2 separate regions of the Homo sapiens genome follow, and region 1 is linked to region 2. The links are chromatin contacts, found by Hi-C or POLR2A ChIA-PET in ENCODE. All regions are on one chromosome and are shown on one strand. Each heading gives the region's core, a stretch centred on a gene start or an enhancer-like site at or near the end of the contact. The rest is flanking DNA. Distances are from core to core; before and after follow the strand shown. Region 1 holds the start of DPH2 (diphthamide biosynthesis 2). Region 2 overlaps ST3GAL3 (ST3 beta-galactoside alpha-2,3-sialyltransferase 3).

Region 1 (6,506 bases), core at 403-2,902, 130 kb after region 2:
GTGTGTGTATTGGGGGGTGGGTGGGTGGCAGGGAGGTGAAGGAGAGAAGATATCTCAGCCGCAGAGGAGAAAAGAGGAAAGTAGGACCTAAGGTTGTCCATATGTCCGCTGCTCCCCGCTTACACAGGACCTCCAGCACAGGATGGTCAGGGATCAATCAGCACCAGGGACAGCTCCTGACCTATTCTTGCTTTTCTCCCTTAGCAGTGTTGCCTCCCTTTCTGTCTCCTCAGCTATAGTTTCACCTAGGCTGCCTCTCAGGTACCCCAGGCTTCTCCTCAGTAAGATCTGAAGAGCAGAATGAGTTCTCCCCACTTTTACCCTTGAGCTTTCAATCTCCTTGTGGGTGATGGGGAACTCGTTACTCCCACATTCATCCCACTCCTTCCCTGTTCAATAGATCCGGGTTTGATGCTGGTTGTGCCACAGAATTAGTGTCTTATTACACAAGTAGTCTCTTTGAACCTCAGTTTCCGTATCTGACAGAGGTATGTAAGGAGGGCATTTCAAGTGATGTTGCATGTGGGGGTGTTTGCATATAAGTAAACATGGGGAGTAGAGGGGATGTGAGGGGCTGGAGGGTAGAGGTCTATGTGGTATGCACTGGGGGTATTGCTGGGAAGCAGCAGTGTTTGAGGATGGCTGGAGCTGTGCAGAGCATCTCCTGTGACTTGAGGATGTGCCAGTCATGTCCTTGGTACCACTCGGGATAATTCTTACTCCAAAGACTGTAAACACTAAAAATGAAGTGCCTAATGTACAGTAAGTGCTCAGTATTTGGCTGATTAAATAGCAAATGCTTTCACTGCATGCGATATCCAAAGAACTACTTTGTAAAGTTTTGTATATAAATTAATTAGACCCTCACAACAATCTTATTAAGAGGTACTATTGTCACAACTCCCCATTCTTCAGATAAGGAAATGGGCATAGGGACATTCCTAAGATACTCAGTAGCAAGTGACCAAGCACAATATTCAAACCCGAGCCGGTCGGCACCAAGTTTAAAATTATGCAGTGTAGCCGGGCACGGTGGCTCACGTCTGTACTCTCAGCATTTTGGGAGGCCGAGATGAGTGGATTGCTTGAGTTCAGGAGTTTGTGACCAGTCTGAGCAACATGGCAAAAACCTGTCTCTACAAAAAATACAAAAATTAGCTGGATGTGGTGGTGCGCCTGTAGCCCCAACTACTCAAGAGGCAGAGGTGGGAGGATGGCTTCAGTCCAGGAGGTGAAGGTTGTGGAGATCGCGCCACTGCACTCCAGTCCAAGCAACATAGCGAGACCTTGTCAAAAAAAAAAAAAAATGAATGAATGAAAGAATTATGCAGTGATACTGCCCAGAGGATAGAGTGCACGTGAAATGCTTAACAGTGAAGTCGGTGTTCCTGATGGCCGCGGGTCGGCTGAACCGGACTCCCAGCGCCCGAGAGGAGGCCAGGGGAACTACAATGCCCACAAGGCTCCGCGCCTTCCTCGATGTACTTCCGGCTGGCCTGGGACTCAGGCTGAACATTGGTTCTCTGTGCGGGGCGGTGGCGGGGATTGGAGGGCGGGAGCTGTGCTGACTTAGGATTGGCAAAATCGCTATCAGCCACGCCTCTAAAACCCGGAAGTAACCTCCCCGGTAGTCCCACGTGTAGCGGAGAAACAGTAGTTAGGATGGCTGAAGGGGATACTCACCGGCTGAAGGCCGACTGTGATTCCCCCTACCCCCACAAGGCGATTTTGACCCCCTGAGGGCTGCTCTAGAGGACTCAGGCCCCGAAGCTGTCCCAGGGAGGTCCCCGCTGCATCCCACCACCCAAGCTGTGCCTCATGGAGTCGATGTTTAGCAGCCCTGCCGAGGCGGCGCTGCAGCGAGAGACCGGGGTGCCAGGACTGCTTACTCCTCTTCCGGACCTGGACGGAGTGTACGAGCTGGAGCGAGTCGCTGGATTTGTCCGCGACCTGGGGTGTGAACGAGTGAGGACAGACTTAGGGAAGGGTGGCTCGCCTCTGTCGGGATGGGTCGCCCAGAGGATCCGGATCTTGGGGGATTTTGTGAGGGCGAGAGGGTGGGGGAATCAGTCTGTCCGCAGCGCGTTGACCATCCCTCCCTTCCACCTACTACGTGGGGCAGAGTGCCCCTCTGGGACCAGGGGCTTTGAAGGTTGAGTGGGAGCTCCTGGAAGATTGCTTTAAAGAAGCCCTCAGTGGGAGAGAGGCTGTCCCTGACTCCATGGTTTATGCTTATAGGTTGCCTTGCAGTTCCCTGACCAGCTATTGGGAGATGCTGTGGCTGTGGCTGCACGACTGGAGGAGACGACAGGGTCAAAGATGTTCATTCTGGGTGACACAGCCTACGGCAGGTGTGAACTTGGCCTTAGGTGGGCCAGGCCTGGGGATCCGGGGCTCATGGGGTTTTACGTCTATGACAGTGATTGCCTTCAATGGTGGTGTTTCTCCTTGATGATAATGGTAATGACTCCCCTTCTGATGCTAGCTCCTTTCATTGACAATGTCTTCCTTTAATGAAACCATTTTATTCACTGACCACATTTCCCAGTGATGACAGCAACTCGCCTCCAGAAGAGAACCCATTTCTCTGATGCTATCTTCCCTGCAGCTGCTGCGTGGATGTGCTGGGTGCTGAGCAAGCTGGAGCTCAGGCTCTCATACATTTTGGCCCTGCCTGCTTAAGCCCTCCAGCCCGCCCACTGCCCGTTGCCTTCGTGCTTCGTCAACGTTCTGTGGCCTTGGAGCTCTGTGTCAAGGCCTTTGAGGCCCAGAACCCAGACCCCAAAGCGCCTGTGGTGCTGCTGAGTGAGCCGGCCTGTGCCCATGCCCTGGGTAAGGGGTTTTGCCTGTGTATGCACAAAGGGTGAGCCAACTGCTTTATGCCTTAATTTCCCCATTTCCATATACCATCCATAGAACTCTTGATATGGGCTTGGCCCCAGCCTACTGGGTCATATTTAGTCTCCTGGGGATGAGGGAGCTCCTGCTTTGCCAGGCTCCAACCTCAACACTACCTCCTTCTCTTCCAGAGGCTTTGGCTACTCTCCTGCGCCCACGGTACCTGGACCTGCTAGTCTCCAGCCCAGCTTTTCCCCAACCAGTGGGTTCCCTGAGTCCAGAGCCTATGCCCCTAGAGCGTTTTGGGCGCCGCTTCCCCCTTGCCCCAGGGAGGCGTCTAGAAGAGTATGGTGCCTTCTATGTAGGGGGCTCTAAGGCCAGCCCTGACCCAGACCTTGACCCAGACCTGAGTCGGCTGCTCTTGGGGTGGGCACCAGGTCAACCCTTCTCCTCCTGCTGTCCAGATACAGGGAAGACTCAGGATGAGGGTGCCCGGGCTGGACGGCTAAGGGCACGAAGACGATATCTGGTAGAGAGGGCCAGAGATGCCCGCGTGGTAGGGCTGCTGGCAGGCACACTGGGTGTAGCCCAACACCGTGAGGCACTGGCCCACTTGCGGAACCTGACTCAGGCTGCTGGCAAGCGTAGCTATGTGTTGGCCCTGGGGCGGCCCACCCCTGCCAAGCTTGCCAACTTCCCTGAGGTGGATGTCTTTGTGCTATTAGCCTGTCCTCTGGGTGCTCTAGCCCCCCAGCTTTCTGGTAGCTTCTTCCAGCCTATACTGGCACCATGTGAGCTGGAAGCTGCCTGCAACCCTGCCTGGCCACCTCCAGGCCTGGCTCCCCACCTCACACATTATGCGGACTTATTGCCTGGTGAGTAGTGGGGGCATTGCCTAAGCTGGAAACCTGGGGCACGGAGTCAGGGGGTGAGTATGGATTTTCTTTCCTCCTCCCTTTCAGGCTCTCCCTTCCACGTGGCTCTCCCACCACCTGAGTCAGAGCTGTGGGAAACCCCAGACGTGTCACTCATTACTGGAGATCTCCGACCCCCACCTGCCTGGAAGTCATCAAATGATCATGGAAGCTTGGCTCTGACCCCACGGCCCCAGCTGGAGCTGGCTGAGAGCAGTCCTGCAGGTAAATGTACAAGTCTCCACTCCCAGCTGAGCTTTTTCTCCAGATGCAGCGCACTCAGACTGAGCCCCCTCCCTCTACAGCCTCATTCCTTAGTTCCCGGAGCTGGCAAGGGCTGGAGCCCCGCCTGGGTCAGACGCCAGTGACAGAAGCTGTGAGTGGAAGACGAGGGATTGCCATCGCCTATGAGGATGAGGGAAGCGGCTGATACCATGTGGGGCTGGAGACATAGATGGACTTATGAATGGCTGCTAGGACCTTTAGTGCTCCCTGCACCAACCTCCCATCCCCCTGCCAAGATCCTTGAAGGACCCTGGAAGGAGGGAGAGCAGGCAGCCCTTCACAGGATAGGATCCGTCTCTGTCCTGTCCTGGCACTGGCACAAGCTCAGCACATGCCCAGTAATGCGTGTTGTTTGGCTGATGGAATAAAGGGCTTAGGGACTTCCCTGAGGCCTCTGGACCCATCTGTCTTCCTGAGGGCAGCCCAGGACCTTTGGCCAATCCCAGTTCCCAGGCTGCAGTTGAGGGTCTGTCCTTGTCAAAAGGCAGGTGCTAGACAGTCTAGACCAGGGTTTCTCAAACTCGTACTTGACATTTGGGGCCAGATAATTCTTTGTTGTGGGGCTGTCTGGTGTATGGTAGGGTGCTCAGCAGCATCCCTGGCCTCTGCCCACTAGACATCAGAAGCACTCCCCCAGTTGTGACAACCAAAAATATCTCCAGACCTTGGCAAATGTTATCTGTGGGGGAAAATTGCCCTCAATTGAGAACCACTGGTCTAGCTAGACCTGCACTGTCCAGTACAGTAGCCACTAAATACATGTGGCTAAACTTAAATTTAAGTTAATTAAGATTAAAAGCTCAGTTTCTCAGTCACATTAGTCATTCAAGTGTTCAGACAGCCACATGAGGGGACAGTGCAGCTACAGGATATGCCATCATGGCAGAAAGTTCTATTGGTTGGACAGCGTTGGTCTATACTGACTCTTATTTCTCAGGGAGATCACAGCAACCTAAATAAACCAGATACCTTTTCTCTTTGTGTTTCTTTTTAATTCATGAAATACTGCAGGTCCTGCACTGGTCCTGGGATGTAGATGTTAACTGTATTTAACCAGATTCCTTTCCAGTGTACCTGGAAAGAGAGTTAAATACGCAGTCAGTACACAGTGAAACAGCTCTATCTGGGAGGAGGGAAGCCCCAGGGACAGCTGGATCCCACAGGAGATACCTGACAAGGACTAAGAGGAGGCTTCCCAGAGGGCATAACACCTATGCTGGATCTTTTGGAGGAAAAAATAATTGTCAGGAGAAAAGGAGTGAAAAAGACCTTTGGGCTTAAACATGAACCAACATGGCGGATGCTTCAAGCAAGTGGGGTTGCTGGGCCCTAAAGGTGGAGAGGGGTGAAATGAAAAGACTCGCCTCTTCTTCCCCACATTTGTTGAGAATCTGGTCACAGTGGCATTGTCGAGGGTATTGAAGGTGAACAAAGGAGATGTGGTCCCTGCCCTCAGGGAATGCCTAGTCTAATGGTGGAGGCAGAGCTGTAAGCTAACAAGGTAACCCAGACAAAGTGGGCATCAGTCATGTGTTCTACAAATATGTACTGAGGACACACTCTGTGCCAGGTACTGGAAATACAGCAGTGAGCGACACAAAAGCCATGGTGCTTCCACTCTTCCAGGGGAGTTGGACAAATAAAATACTTAGTATGCCAAATGGTGATCAGTAAGTACCGTGAGAAATGTAAAGCTGGGAAGCAGAGGAGCGTTTAAGTGGGGTGGAATATTAAACAGAATGGTCAGAGAAGGCCTTTTCAAGAAGGTGAGCAAAAACTGAAAGGAAGTTACAGGATGAGCCGCATGTATAGTTAGGAGAAGCAGAGAGAGCAAGTGCAAGGGCAGTGAGGTCGCGGTATGGTTGGCACGTTCAAAGAAATAGCAAGGAGGGCAGTGCAGCCAGAGGAGGGAGTTAGTGGGGGAATATTAGAAGGTGAAGTCAGCTGAGGGGCGTGGGGAGCCTAGCAGGCTATTGTGAGAACTTTGGCTTTTCTCCTGAATGAAATGGGAGCCATCAGGGCATTTCGACAGGGTAGTGACATCTTACTGAAGCTTAATAAGCATCACCAGGACATCGCGGGAGCCCAGCAAACGCGCTTCCCTGCCACTGGGTTAGGGAAGGCTTGCCGGAAGGACGATTTCGGAGGACAGCAGGTGTTAGCCAGGCAGCGGAGCGAGCGCCAACAGGCGCACTGGGGCGGAGAGACGCCGTGAGCAAGGTGAGGCAGAGGGCACGCGCGGCGCCACCCGCCACAGGCTAGGACGCACGGCTGCCAGAGAGGACGCCTTAGGGGCCCGCGAGCAGGCTCGGGAATAAAACAGGGCTGGCAGGGCGAGGTGGAGAGACTCGAGAAGGACCGGCCAGATGTCGAAGTTCCTAGAGAGGAGGGCGCCCAAGCCTCCGCCGAGACGCGTGACTACAACTACCACAATCCCCAGCGCCTGCGGTTCCAGCGTCGCCTTGCTCT
Region 2 (6,082 bases), core at 1,521-4,020:
AGAAACCTGAGTCTACATTGGAAGCCACAAAGAGCAAAGAGTCAGTGATGTCTAGGGTAGAATGGATTGGCACAGCCCACATGTGGGTAGATGATGAAACTGGTGACAATGCAAGCAAGACCCAGCAGACCTTGGAGTAACAGGTCAGACAGGTGGCAGTCAGAGGAGACAGAAGTTGTCCTTAAGGAGAAACATTTCCATCTTGGGGCTTGAGAGGATCTATGGCAGTAAAGGCTATTTCAAAAAAAAAATTAAAGTGAAAATATTTAATGACAGAATAGGATTACTCAAGCTAGGCGAAGCTGCTTCTGCCATTTCCCTCCTCATGTCATTATCCCAGAAACAACTCTCTAGTACTTGGAGAAAGGCATCCTCATGAGGAAGGTAGAAGATGGAATTGAAGAATTCCCTCCTCTGTGGATGGAAAGAGCTCTGTGTAGAGAGGCTCATCTGCACGCTCATGCATGTCCCCCTAGCATGGTAACACTGGCTTTGATTAAGCTGCTGGGTTGTTAGGCAGTGTGCTAAGTGCTGCCTACATGGTCTTCTTTTCTCATAAGGAATGCTTTAAACTAAATTAGCACATGAAACGAGGGAGCAGGCATGGTAGGGGCTGATCTGAGTCCAGTCCTCTCTGAGATGGTTCTAGAAACTAGACTGATGGTTACACAATGTCCATCACTGATCTGTAGAGTCCTCAGGAATCACTGTCAATGACTCTTCCCCAGTTTCCCTGGCCATCACCCCACTTCCCCCTTACACTTCCTGTTGATTAACCTTCCAAGGCAAGGTAACCAACTGATTTCAGTCCAGCATTTTATTGGGTACTTGTATATTCTGTGCCATACATGCTTTGCTAAAATGATCATATTCTATGAGAGAAAGATATTTAAATGGACAATTACTCTTCAGTGTAATGGAGTGTAATGCTAGGCCTTAACTATGTCCTAGTCATCATTGTATCCTTAATCCCAGGCCAGTTAGTTAGCATGTACTGAGCACCAGCGAGGGGCCAGACACCGTACTCAGTGCCAGCCCTTCTTTCTCAGCATAACTCTTAACAAAAAAATTTTATAAAGTAAGTACTAGTATAATCCCACTTTTAAAGATGTGCAAATTAAGGGCACAAAACAATTTAAAAGACATGCCCCAAATCACACAGCTATTAAGAGAGCCAGGATAAAAATCCAAGCAGAGTGACTCTATTGTCTCTAAATATTTGTTGCCTGTGGAAATGAGAGGCAGAAAGGGGAAGGCGGTAGGAGAATGGGGGAACAAGTGAGCAAGTGAAGATGAAGGTCTGCCCTAGGTGGCGCAGGTCCACAGGGGGATGGGTTCTACCTGAGAAGGGAAGTATCATGGAAAGTTCGCAAGGGAAGTGGTGCTTAGAAAATAGGCATCCCTGGCCAAGGCGGGCTAAGGGAGCAGAGCTAAGGCCAGCCCTTCCAGTTTTGCGCTAGATCCTTTCCCCCTCCGCCTTCTCACAGGCATTCTCCCCCAACCTGGCCAACATGGTGAAACCTTGTCTCTACTAAAAATGCAAAAATTAGCCGGGCGCGGTGGCAGGCGCCTGTAACCTCAGCTTCTCGGGAGGCTGAGGCAGGAGAATCACTTGGACCTCGGAGGTGGAGGTTGCAGTGAGCCGAGATCATGCCACCACACTCCAGCCTGGGCAACAGAGTGAGACCCCGTCTCAGAAAACAAACACAACAAAAAGAAACATTCTCCCTACAACTGTCCTATCTCTACTGCATTGTGAGTTTTTCTTTTATTCTAACCAGCTTGTAAACTTGGGGAAATATTTCCTAACCTCAAAAAACACTTTACCCTGCTTCCCCGCTCCGGCTATTGCCCCATTTCTTTGTTCCTTTGTAGCAGAACTCCTAAAAATAGTCTGTGTTTCATGACTTCAGTTTGTCTCTTCCTGTTTTCTCTTAAACCCAGTGAAACGAGTTTCACCTCCACATTCCAGTGGAATGGCTGTTGTTGAGGTTGGTGGTGACCTCCCTGTTGCCGAATCCAGCATTTAGTCCTGTGGCCACACCTTACTGGACCTCCACAGTGTGTGACGCAGTTGGTCTCTGCGTCCTTCCTAAGACACTTCGTTGACCACAGCCTCACACTCTCCTGCTCTTTCAGCCTCCTGCAGTGCTACTCCTCATCTCCCAAATGCTGATCCTTCAGACACACGTCAGCCAGGGCACCCTCCCACTAGATATCATGTGGTGACTCTCCCTGTGGTTGGATCTGAACCCGAGCCAGGCGCTTATGGCAGCCACGCGTGTCACACAGCATGTGTGTCCCCTCCAAATGTGCTCCCTCACCACATCCTGATGCGATTCTTGGAATTACATGGTTTCCACTGCACATGGGGAAGTTGAAAATCAGATTTTCCATCACTTGCTTGTCAGTGTCCTCTGTGACAGTTTCTGATTCCAGATCTGATGCTTTTTCCATTTATGACCCATTGCTTGGCCTGATTCCTTAAACTCAGTCCTTCTGAGTGAAGCAGGAGAGTGGAAGCGTCTGGTTCCTTCTTTGGGGCTCCAGCCTGTCCATCTGGATTTCCTCTTGTGAGTGCAGTGGTAACACTCTTCACCCCAGGGGCTTGGTAGTCACGTTTGCAGGACAATGGGTGCTCTTACTGGGTTTAATGCTAAATCTCCCAAAATGAAAGGCCAGCTGCAGAGTAGGAGAAGAACAAGGGCTGAGTGATTTGATCAGACATCTGTGGGGGCCTGCTGGCATTTGGAGTGTGAGTGCCTTAGAGAGACTGACTATTCTGGCCCCAGGGAGTTGGCGACCGTTAATCTTGGTGGTTTTGACCGCTAACTGCCCCAGAGGTCCCAGCCTGCTGGATGACTCAGAATCCCCAACACTCCCCCTATTCTTCTCTCACTGGGATAGTCAGGAGGCCATTTCTAAGGCATTTTAATTTGGTAATAACTTGACATGACCCACTGTACCCAGAGTTGTACGTTTTAGGAGTTACTGTCGCTTTCTAAATGAGGGGTTGATTTGGAGCCCATCATCCTTGATATTGGACTGCCTTCCACTGCCATGGAGAGAGCAGTATCTCCTGCCTTGCCTGCTGGGCTCCAGCTCCCTCTCCATTGTAGATGACGTGATCCTGTGCCCCCTGGACTGTCCCACAGCCCTTATTCTTTAAGTACCTTGCCAAAAGTTGATGGGGTAAACTAGAGAGAAAAGAGGTGGCCAAAGGTCTGTCTGTTGTTCATTTATTTCTGCACTGCACTGTGTTAAGAAGGGCACCTGCTGTCCATCTTTCTGCTGTTTATGAAACTTTCTGGAATTCAGAAAGACCACAGGAACTCACAGCACAAGGCAGGCAAGCAGATGGTGGGGACTGGGGACAGGACATGAAGAGACTCAAAATGCCTTACTGCCGCAGACCAAAGCTGTGTGAGGCCTTCTGGACTGTCTTCTCCACCCCGTGTCTGACTGTGTTGACCACTCCTGTGCTGTCCTGTGCCTTCCTCCGTGACCGTGTTGGTGGCAGTGCCCTGTTAAGAGTTCCTCCACTGGTGTTAGAGACCTTGGGTTCTAATCCAGTGTCTACCACTTGTATGATCTTGGATTAGTCTCTTCATCTTTCTAGGCCTTGTGTGTAAATTAATTCATAGCACCAACTCACAGAGTTGTTGAGAGAGCTAACTGAAAACATCTAGAACGTTTTTGTCACTGTGCCTAGTCAAAAAGCTTCTAGTCAGTTCTGTAATTGCACTGAGGTTTATATTTCATTTCAAAAATACAGTTGTTTACATAAGAAAATATTGTTTTTCTCTTGTTAGACTTTTGGCTTTCTTTTGCCTACCAAATAAAGTCCCAACTCCTTGGCTTGTCACTCAGCCTTCAGATTTGCATTTCAGGCTTTGAATTTCCGTGGTGGGGGATGCTTGAAAATGTAGATTTCTAAAAGAAATTGTGCATTGATCAGATGAGTTTGTGTTCAATGAGCAGTTACTCTGTGTAAGGCTCTGGGCTAGGCCCGAGGGGTCTGTGGTGAATCAGACATGACACACACTAGGCAGTGGCATCATCATTTCTGGTACCACCACCCCACACCCACCCAGTCCAGACCCTGCAGAAGGCAGCCTGGAGGGTAGGCTTGCCACAGGGCCCCAGCACAGTAGAGCAGCTGGGCACCAGAGTTTTGGCAGCAGGCCCAAGGGTGGGGGTGGAGGAGGTGGGGACTCAGAACTGGCAGCCAGCCAGGGCTCACTCAGGTGCCCCAGCATGCAGGGCCTCCAGCCCCGGCAGTCACGGAGCCCATTCACTGACTATATCCTGTTCTTTGGCTGTGATCTTCTCTAGACTGCATAGTGCAGAGATTTTGGTGGCAGGGCAGTGACTCCAGACCCACATTGAACGCATAAGACGTTGAAACCCAAAGATGTGAGGTGGCATGATTATGGTCACACAGCAACAGGCCAGGATTAGAACACAAGTCTTCTGAAAAATATGTAGCAGTCTCAGCCTTGTGGGTTCCTTGAGATTGCCTTGTCTGCCGTGAGACTGTCAGGGTCATTTTGTTCCTTAAGAAAGTTTTAGGGGTCTTCTTTGTGCCCATTTATGCAAGGCACTGGAGAGGGTAGGCAGGGTTAAATCAGCCTCTGACCTTAGGAATTTACAGTGTATCAAGGGAGACATACTACCAAAAATTACAATACAGAATAGCAAGTGCTGGGGGTAAGTATATGATGTGAGGGGAAGGGGGAGTGACTATACAAGCACAGAGGAGGCACTTAGCCCAATCCGAGGGTCAGGGAATCACTCCCAGTGAAGCTGATATTTAAGCTTAATCATGAAGGACCAATAGTTGTTAGCCAGATGAAGAAGGACAAGGAATAACATTCCAGGCAGAGAGAGGAAACCATCCTCAACTAAAAGTCTAATGGTTATGTCAGTAGCCCCAGTGACATAATTTATCGTGTCTATATTCGGTCACTGTTCGGGACAGTTCCCACTACTGGGGAATGGTTCCCACTGGATGGATCATAGCCTGAGTGGAGAGAATAAAAGCAGATGAGGCTGGCCATGTAGGAACATACAAGGAAGGTGGAAAGGCCAGGGGCTCTGAGTATCAAAGCCTGAGTAGCTGTATTCTATGAACTCCAAGCACCACTCCCCCGGGTATTGGAGCCTTGATAGAGCTCCTCGTTTCCTTGGTTTCAGGCTTCCTGCAAAGAATTATGAGTTTGAGCTGGGCACAGTGGCTCAATGCCTGTAATCCCAACACTTTGGGAGGCCAAGGCGAGAGGATCGCTTGAACTCAGGAGTTTAAGACCTGCCTGGGCAACATAATGAAACCCTGTCTCTTAAAAAGAAATCTGTGAGAATCCAGTTAAGTTCCTTTTACAGATACCATCCAGGGGCCTGACTTATTTATCTATCTATTCCTTTAGGGTTGGGGATTTGTTTTGTTTTTACCCTTAAAGCCTTAATGTGGAAAAGTGCCTGAAGTGCTGATTGTAGGGAATGAAACTTGATTCAAGGTTTAAACACCTTATCCCAGCCACTCGGGAGGCTGAGGCAGGAGAATGGCGTGAACCCGGGAGGCGGAGCTTGCAGTGAGCCGAGATTGCGCCACTGCACTCCAGCCTGGGCAACAGAACGAGACTCCGTCTCAAAAAAAAAAAAAAAAGGGTTAAACACCTACAGCTCCTTATGAATTAATAACCCACTCAGTGCTCAGTGCCTGGCAAGCTGTAACTTTCCTTCTCTTCCCATAGGCCTGCTGAATTAGCCACCAAGTACGCAAACTTTTCAGAGGGAGCTTGCAAGCCTGGCTATGCTTCAGCCTTGATGACGGCCATCTTCCCCCGGTAAGTGCTCCTGTTTCCCTCCACTGCCTAGACAGCCTGGTCTGGGGTCCAAGAGCCAGAAACTCTGCCTCTCACAGCCAGTCATGTTCTCCTATGCTCTGGAAACCATGGGTTCCTGGAAAGGACTCTGCCTTTAAGTTGGTTCCTACTCCAGTCCTACTCCATGCCGTTGCTTTGCCTTACTCCCATCCTGCCTCTGGAGCTTGCACCTTGTGGCACAGCCTGTTTCTGCAGAA

What was found. Hi-C counts contacts between places; a loop is a spot of excess contacts on that map. ChIA-PET counts read pairs that join two places held with the same protein, here RNA polymerase II (POLR2A). Pooled maps may share reads with other maps.
Region 1: a pooled map shows a loop between it and region 2 (2.8-fold over the local background). The contact joins the promoter of DPH2 here to the enhancer-like site in region 2. A Hi-C loop is called at or near these places in 3 of 50 pooled maps. POLR2A ChIA-PET finds 5 or more read pairs at or near these places in 4 of 52 experiments (AG04449, H1, MCF 10A and 1 more).

The regions. Positions count from the first base shown.
Region 1 is chr1:43,968,358-43,974,863 of GRCh38, forward strand. It overlaps DPH2 (diphthamide biosynthesis 2), which reads left to right and starts at 1,653. Exons shown (of 6, transcript NM_001384.5): 1 at 1,653-1,965; 2 at 2,239-2,351; 3 at 2,609-2,832; 4 at 3,030-3,713; 5 at 3,801-3,977; 6 at 4,058-5,012. The coding sequence starts at 1,819. The coding sequence ends at 4,182. LOC124904167 (a long non-coding RNA gene) reads right to left here. Exons shown (of 2, transcript XR_007066053.1): 1 at 6,086-6,506; 2 at 5,008-5,530. RefSeq lists enhancers at 1,684-1,963, 2,449-2,995, 2,996-3,540, 3,326-4,525, 5,756-6,506 and 2 more.
Region 2 is chr1:43,832,466-43,838,547 of GRCh38, forward strand. ST3GAL3 (ST3 beta-galactoside alpha-2,3-sialyltransferase 3) reads left to right here. Exons shown (of 12, transcript NM_006279.5): 5 at 5,754-5,846. Among named protein-coding and RNA genes, the nearest start is that of MIR6079, 3.1 kb to the right of the region's middle. RefSeq lists enhancers at 1,702-2,469, 2,470-3,237. Within about 2 kb of position 2,771, at least 19 of the 41 ENCODE cell types and tissues checked have a DNase peak (open chromatin) inside an H3K27ac peak, as active enhancers do.